Linked DNA regions of Homo sapiens: region 1 is linked to region 2. The links are chromatin contacts, found by Hi-C or POLR2A ChIA-PET in ENCODE. All regions are on one chromosome and are shown on one strand. Each heading gives the region's core, a stretch centred on a gene start or an enhancer-like site at or near the end of the contact. The rest is flanking DNA. Distances are from core to core; before and after follow the strand shown.

Evidence for each region. A loop is a pair of places that touch in the nucleus more often than their neighbours do. ChIA-PET counts read pairs that join two places held with the same protein, here RNA polymerase II (POLR2A). Pooled maps may share reads with other maps.
Region 1: a pooled map shows a loop between it and region 2 (5-fold over the local background). The contact joins the promoter of PDE4C here to the promoter of RPL18A in region 2. A Hi-C loop is called at or near these places in 3 of 50 pooled maps. POLR2A ChIA-PET finds 5 or more read pairs at or near these places in 2 of 52 experiments (HepG2 and WTC11).

Annotation. Positions count from the first base shown.
Region 1 is chr19:18,224,990-18,227,689 of GRCh38, forward strand. It overlaps PDE4C (phosphodiesterase 4C), which reads right to left and starts at 1,449. Exons shown (of 15, transcript NM_001098818.4): 1 at 1,281-1,449. The coding sequence starts at 1,426. RefSeq lists a silencer at 1,333-1,392.
Region 2 is chr19:17,858,561-17,861,260 of GRCh38, forward strand. It overlaps RPL18A (ribosomal protein L18a), which reads left to right and starts at 1,350. Exons shown (of 5, transcript NM_000980.4): 1 at 1,350-1,414. The coding sequence starts at 1,397. RefSeq lists enhancers at 898-1,633, 966-1,345.

The DNA.
Region 1 (2,700 bases), core at 199-2,698, 370 kb after region 2:
GAAACTGAGGCCAGGAGCGGCCACAGGGCGTGCAAATCCGGATCCCGGGCGCGGAGGGTTAAGGACTGGGCCCGGGTTTTCTTGGGGCGGGGGAGGCTGTTTTTCTTTCTGCTCTAAACTTAGCCGGGAGCGGCGGGGTCAGGCTGTGGTTCCATGACGCGGGCGGTGCGGGGGTAGAGCCCCCCGGCTGTGGGAACGGCGCGGCTGCCCATTGGCCAGGGGGGTAAACTGAGCCAGGGAGGCTCGGACTTGGGTTCGGGTCTGGCCTGCGCGGGGCCGGCCCTCGTTCATCCTCACTTCTGAGTACCCGCGACGCGCCCTCGACGTCCCTGCGCTGTCTCTAGCGCCTTCAAAAGGGAATGTGCTTCGCTAGTGTTTGGTGCCCCGAGGTCGCTCTCCAGGACACGGAACCCCCACTCTCCCACTCCCTGGTTGAAATGGAACCACCAGGAACCACGGTCATACCTTCTCCCTCCAACCCCAGCTATGACCTTGGAGAGGGACCTCCCCTCTCAGCCTTTGGGTGCCAGACTTACCAAGTGGGTGCCAATTCGGCGCGGACCAAGCGCAGGATGCCAGCCACAGTCGGCGCCCACAAGCCCCACTCCGAACCCCAGCCTTGCCCCCATCCCTCCCCACGAGGTCACAGTCGTTTCTGGAAAGGCAGGGATTCGAACCCAGAGGGGTGGACCGAGTGCTTAGAGGATGCAGCGCAAGCAGCTGCCGGGCGCAGGCGCGCGCTCAGCCTGGGACTCCCGAACGCCCTGCCTCGAAAACCCCCTCAATTCAGGTCTTCCTCCGTGGACACCCAGAGTTCATTGTGAGGCCCCCAGGGCATCTCTTTGCTGGCACTGGGACAGGATGCTGGTGGGAGGGGGCACCAAGGGAAGGAGTGCCCCTTCCCCCTCCTCCCACTGCCAGGACGCACAGCCTGCCTGCCCCAGGCCGGCGAGGGTCAGGAGGAGACGTGAGCCTCAGCCCGTCCCACTCTGGGCCTCACAGCTGGAAGGAGACAGACGGCTGGTCCCCTGGGCCTATATCCAGGCGGCGGGTGGAGACAGACGGAGACAGAGAGAGACAGAGTCACCAACTGCGAGACAAAAGTAGGGTAAGGTAGGGTAGAGGGAGAGAGATACAGAGAAAGCGAGGGAGAGGCAGAGCGTCCAAGCCCGGACTCCGGCCCCGGCCCCAGCTGTCCCTGGCCTTGTCCCTGTCCCTGCCCTTCCCACCTCCACACCGGGCGTCCCGGTGACCCCGCCAGGCCCTCTGTCCAGCCTCACCACAGCGGATGGGCCACCGTGAAGCGCCGCTGCAGGCGGATGCTCTGATTCACCAAAAGCTTCCTGAAGAGCCCGGGGGAGCCGCGCGGGGATCCCCGAGGGGAGCCGGGCCCGGGGACCGGGGCGGGCGCGGGGGGGCCCTGCATCGCCAGGACTGCGTGGAGGCTGGACCGAGCGCCGGCTGCGCGGGACCTTTTCTGGACAGCTGCGGGGGCGGGGCCCAGCGGGGAGGGGGCAAAGGGCGCATCGGCCCCGCCTCGAGGCCGGCGGCTCCCTGACGACCCCCGGGACAAACGGGGAAACTGAGGCACAGAGTCAGACGCAACTCTCTGCTCCTTTTTTTTTTTTTTTTTTTTGAGACGATCTCGCTGTGTTGCCCAGGCTGGAGTGCAGTGGCACAGTCCTAGCTCATTGCAGCCTCAACTTCCTGGGCTCAAGGGATCCTCCTACCTCAGCCTCCCAAGTAGCTGGGACTACAGATGCACACCACCACGCCCGGGCTAATGTATTTTCTGGAGAGATGGGGGTGTCTCTTTATGTTGCCCAGGCTGATCTCGAACTCCCAGACTCAAGTGATCCTCCTGCCTCAGCCTCGCAAAGTGCTGGGATTATAGGTGTGAGCCATTGCGCCAGGCCCAACTGTACTTCTTTAGAGGGCTGCCCCTAAGATCTCAGAGCCTGGATCTTACTCAGCCTTCCTCGGCACGTCCCTGGTTAGTGCAGCTTGCTGGGCCAATAACTGCTAAAAAGTGTAGAATGAGGGAGTCAGAAAGCAAGGTGCCCAGAGAAACAGCTGTCTTGCCTTCCATTATTGAGGGCATCACCGAGGTATAGAGTTTGCCAATGTCCGATCCCACGCAATGTTTCTAATCCTCCTCTGCCCATTTTCCAGATGGAGAAACTGAGGCCTAGTGCCATCAAACAGCGCACCAGAAACTACAAACCCTTAATCCTTTGCCAAGTGGGGAAACTGAGGCTTCCATGGACGCGGTCACGGGCATGGGTCTTTGTTGCAGAAAGCGAGACCCAAACTCAGGGCCCCCTCTCCCAGCACCCCTCCACGCAACTCCCCACGTGATCCCCCACCTGCTCTGACATTCCCCAGGCCCTGTCTCTGGATGCCTTCACCTCTCCTGCTGTCTCCTCCTAGACAAACATCCGCACATCACCTCTGCCAAGTCTTCTGTCCTGCGAAACCTCAGCCGCCCACCCCTGCCATCAGAGGGACCTCACTGTCCCAGGACTGGGGGGGGCCTCTGGTGTCTGGGAGGATTCCCAGAGTCTGTACCAGGTGCTCTACCCTCAGAATGCTGGAGTCAGGCTGGCCTTGTTCCACTTTACAGAAAAGGAAACCAAGGCTTAGCATGTGTCACACAAGGAGGAGGGACCTAGAAACAGCCATGTCACAGGCAGAGGCCCA
Region 2 (2,700 bases), core at 100-2,599:
CACACCCAGTAGTGACTTGAATCCACAAAACCAGATTAAGAGAACCAGAAATGCAAAATAAGAAAATGAAAATAAAAAATTGCATGCTTGCTGTCCTTTATTTTCTTTCTTTCTTTCTTTCTTTTTTTTCTGAGTCGGAGTCTCGCCCTGTCTCCCAGGCTGGAGTGCAATGGCCAGATCTCGGCTTACTACAACCTCCATCTCCCAGGTTCAAGCGATTCTTCTGCCTTAGCCTCCCGAGTAGCTGGGATTACAGGCGCCCGCCACCACGCCCGGCTAATTTTTGTATTTTTAGTAGAGACGGGGTTTCGCCATGTTGGCCAGGCTGGTCTCGAACTCCTGACCTCAAGTGATCCACCCGCCTCGGCCTCCCAAAGTGCTGGGATGACAGGCGTGAGCCACCGCGCCTGGTCTTTTTTTTTTTTTTTTTTTTTTGAGACAGAGTCTCACTCTGTCGCCCAGGCTGGAGTACAGTGGCGCAATCTCGGGTCACTGCAACCTCTGGCTCCTGGGTTCAAACGATTCTCATGCCTCAGCCTCCTGCCTCTTTCCTCTTAATTTTACTTCATAGCCTTGTCATCAGGGAGTTGTTTGCGGGTGTTTCTTTTTTCATATCTGGTCCCCGTCCTCATCCCCAGGAGGGCTTCTTTCTGCCCAAGCAAACTGCTAAGTCCAAGCCCCTCAAAGTGGGCGGCTGGATCTTGATCCATTCTCCGGCTCTCCGCGCGCTCTCCCCCAACCCCTGCTCCCTCAGGTTCTTATGAACTGGAGGCAGACAGACAGAGTTTGAATCCCAGCTACTACGAAACACAAATCGGACCCCAAATTAACAAAAACAGCATTCCAGAGCTTATTCAATATTCGTGCTGCAACATCGCTAGGAGAAAAATATATTATTTGTATTCCCATTTTACAGATACCCTCAGGTATCTGGTGGAGACCTCCGTAACACACCTCCCCGGAGGATGAGGCCCCGAGTGTGAAGCATCGGGATCTCACGGTAAACACCGCAGCCACCCGAGGTAGCTTAGGTTCAATGCTTAGGCATCCTGCAGGCGGCGCGCGCCGCCGCCCCTAGTTGCAGCCGGGACTGGCGGAGTGCCTACAACTCCCGACGTGCCGCGCGCGCAGACGCTCCGTTGCGGTCGTGGTGGAACAGGTGGAGCTTGCCTCGTTGCCTTCTGGGAAACGAAGTCTCGCTGAAGAGAGGCGGAACTTTGAGTAGCAGGTGGATCCATAGCCAATGAAGACGCGGGTCGCTTTGAGTGCGGGGCAGAGAAGCCAATGGACGTGCGGCATTGAGAGGGCGGGTCTTCCGGTAGTGAAGGCCTGGTGAACGGCTGCGCGACAGAGGACACTTCCTTTTGCGGGTGGCGGCGAACGCGGAGAGCACGCCATGAAGGCCTCGGGCACGGTAAGGCGGGCGCGGCGCGGCAGGGGGCCAAGGGATGGGGCACGGGCCCCATCAGGGGCCTGCATAAGTGGCGTGGGCCGGGTTGGTGCCGCGCGCTTCTGTTTGGGCCCCCCTTGGCCGCGCGCCGCCTTCTCTTGTTGCACCCAACATGGCGGCCATCGTGGGAGCCGCGTGGAGAGAGCGATGCGTGACCTGGGCCAGCTCAGGGATCGCGGGGGCCCAAGGACTCCGGGTCTTCTTCCCGGGGGAAGGAATAAGTCGCGCAGCATAGAGGCCCTAGCCCCGGCACCTCGTCGAGCCGCCAAGTTTCTGTTTTCCTTTCTGCAACGTGGACGTGGCGGTAGAGCAATAGTGTGTTTTCTTTCTGCCGGAATGGCTGTGAGAAGCAGATGAAAATTGCTAACAGTGAGCCGAAACGGGGAGCGTGAGGCTTAACGCTGTGGTACATACTGGATAGAATCAAACGGCTCTATGGCGCAGAGATAGGAGAACCTGGACTCCCATGGAGTGGGTGTATTATGTCCAGATCTCCAGCTTCGGTTTCCTTGCTGTCAAAGGGGCGGGCCCCATTGTTCCCTTCCTGAACGTGTGCCGAGGCCGGTGGGTCAGGTTCACAGTAAAAGTAGGAACTGCGATAATTTGTGACTATTTTTCATTGATAACTAGTGAAAAGCTGGCGAGTCAGTTTCAGAGGTGGTTTCTTTGTGCCATATCACAGAGCCTGGACTTGACCAAAGATTCTCACCTCTGCATCTGTAAACCGGGAGTCTTCCCTGGGCCAAACGTTTGGATTGCAGTTGGGAAAACGGAGGCAGCCGCAGCTCGCGTGGCAACAGTGCAGGGATCCCAGGGCTGGGGAGAGACCTGAGGTCTTGTCCTAGTTCTGCCTGGAATGGGCTGTGAGATCCCATGCTGGTCACTGGGCCTCAGGGTGAAAGAAGATGTTGGCTGGATGTTTTGAGGTGCAGAGTGGCTGTTTGACGGCGACTGCAAAGCAATTCAGGACTGCAGCATGAAGAAAGGAGGCTGTGGGTCTAAGCCACAGCTTTCCTGGTCTGAAACCCTTAGCCCAGGCAAAGGAGAGGCAGGCAACTCAATTAATCCTCCCTGGAGACCTCCCTCTCCTCAGTTCATTTTGTGTATAAAGTTGTGGTCGGGAGTGTGACCTACAGTCACCAAGAATCCACATGGAGGCCCTAGGGTGGCCCTGCCTCCTGCTTCCCGAATCTGTGGTCACTAGATGTAGGAAAGGGAGTGAGGTGGATCTCCACAGTTGCCTCTGGGTG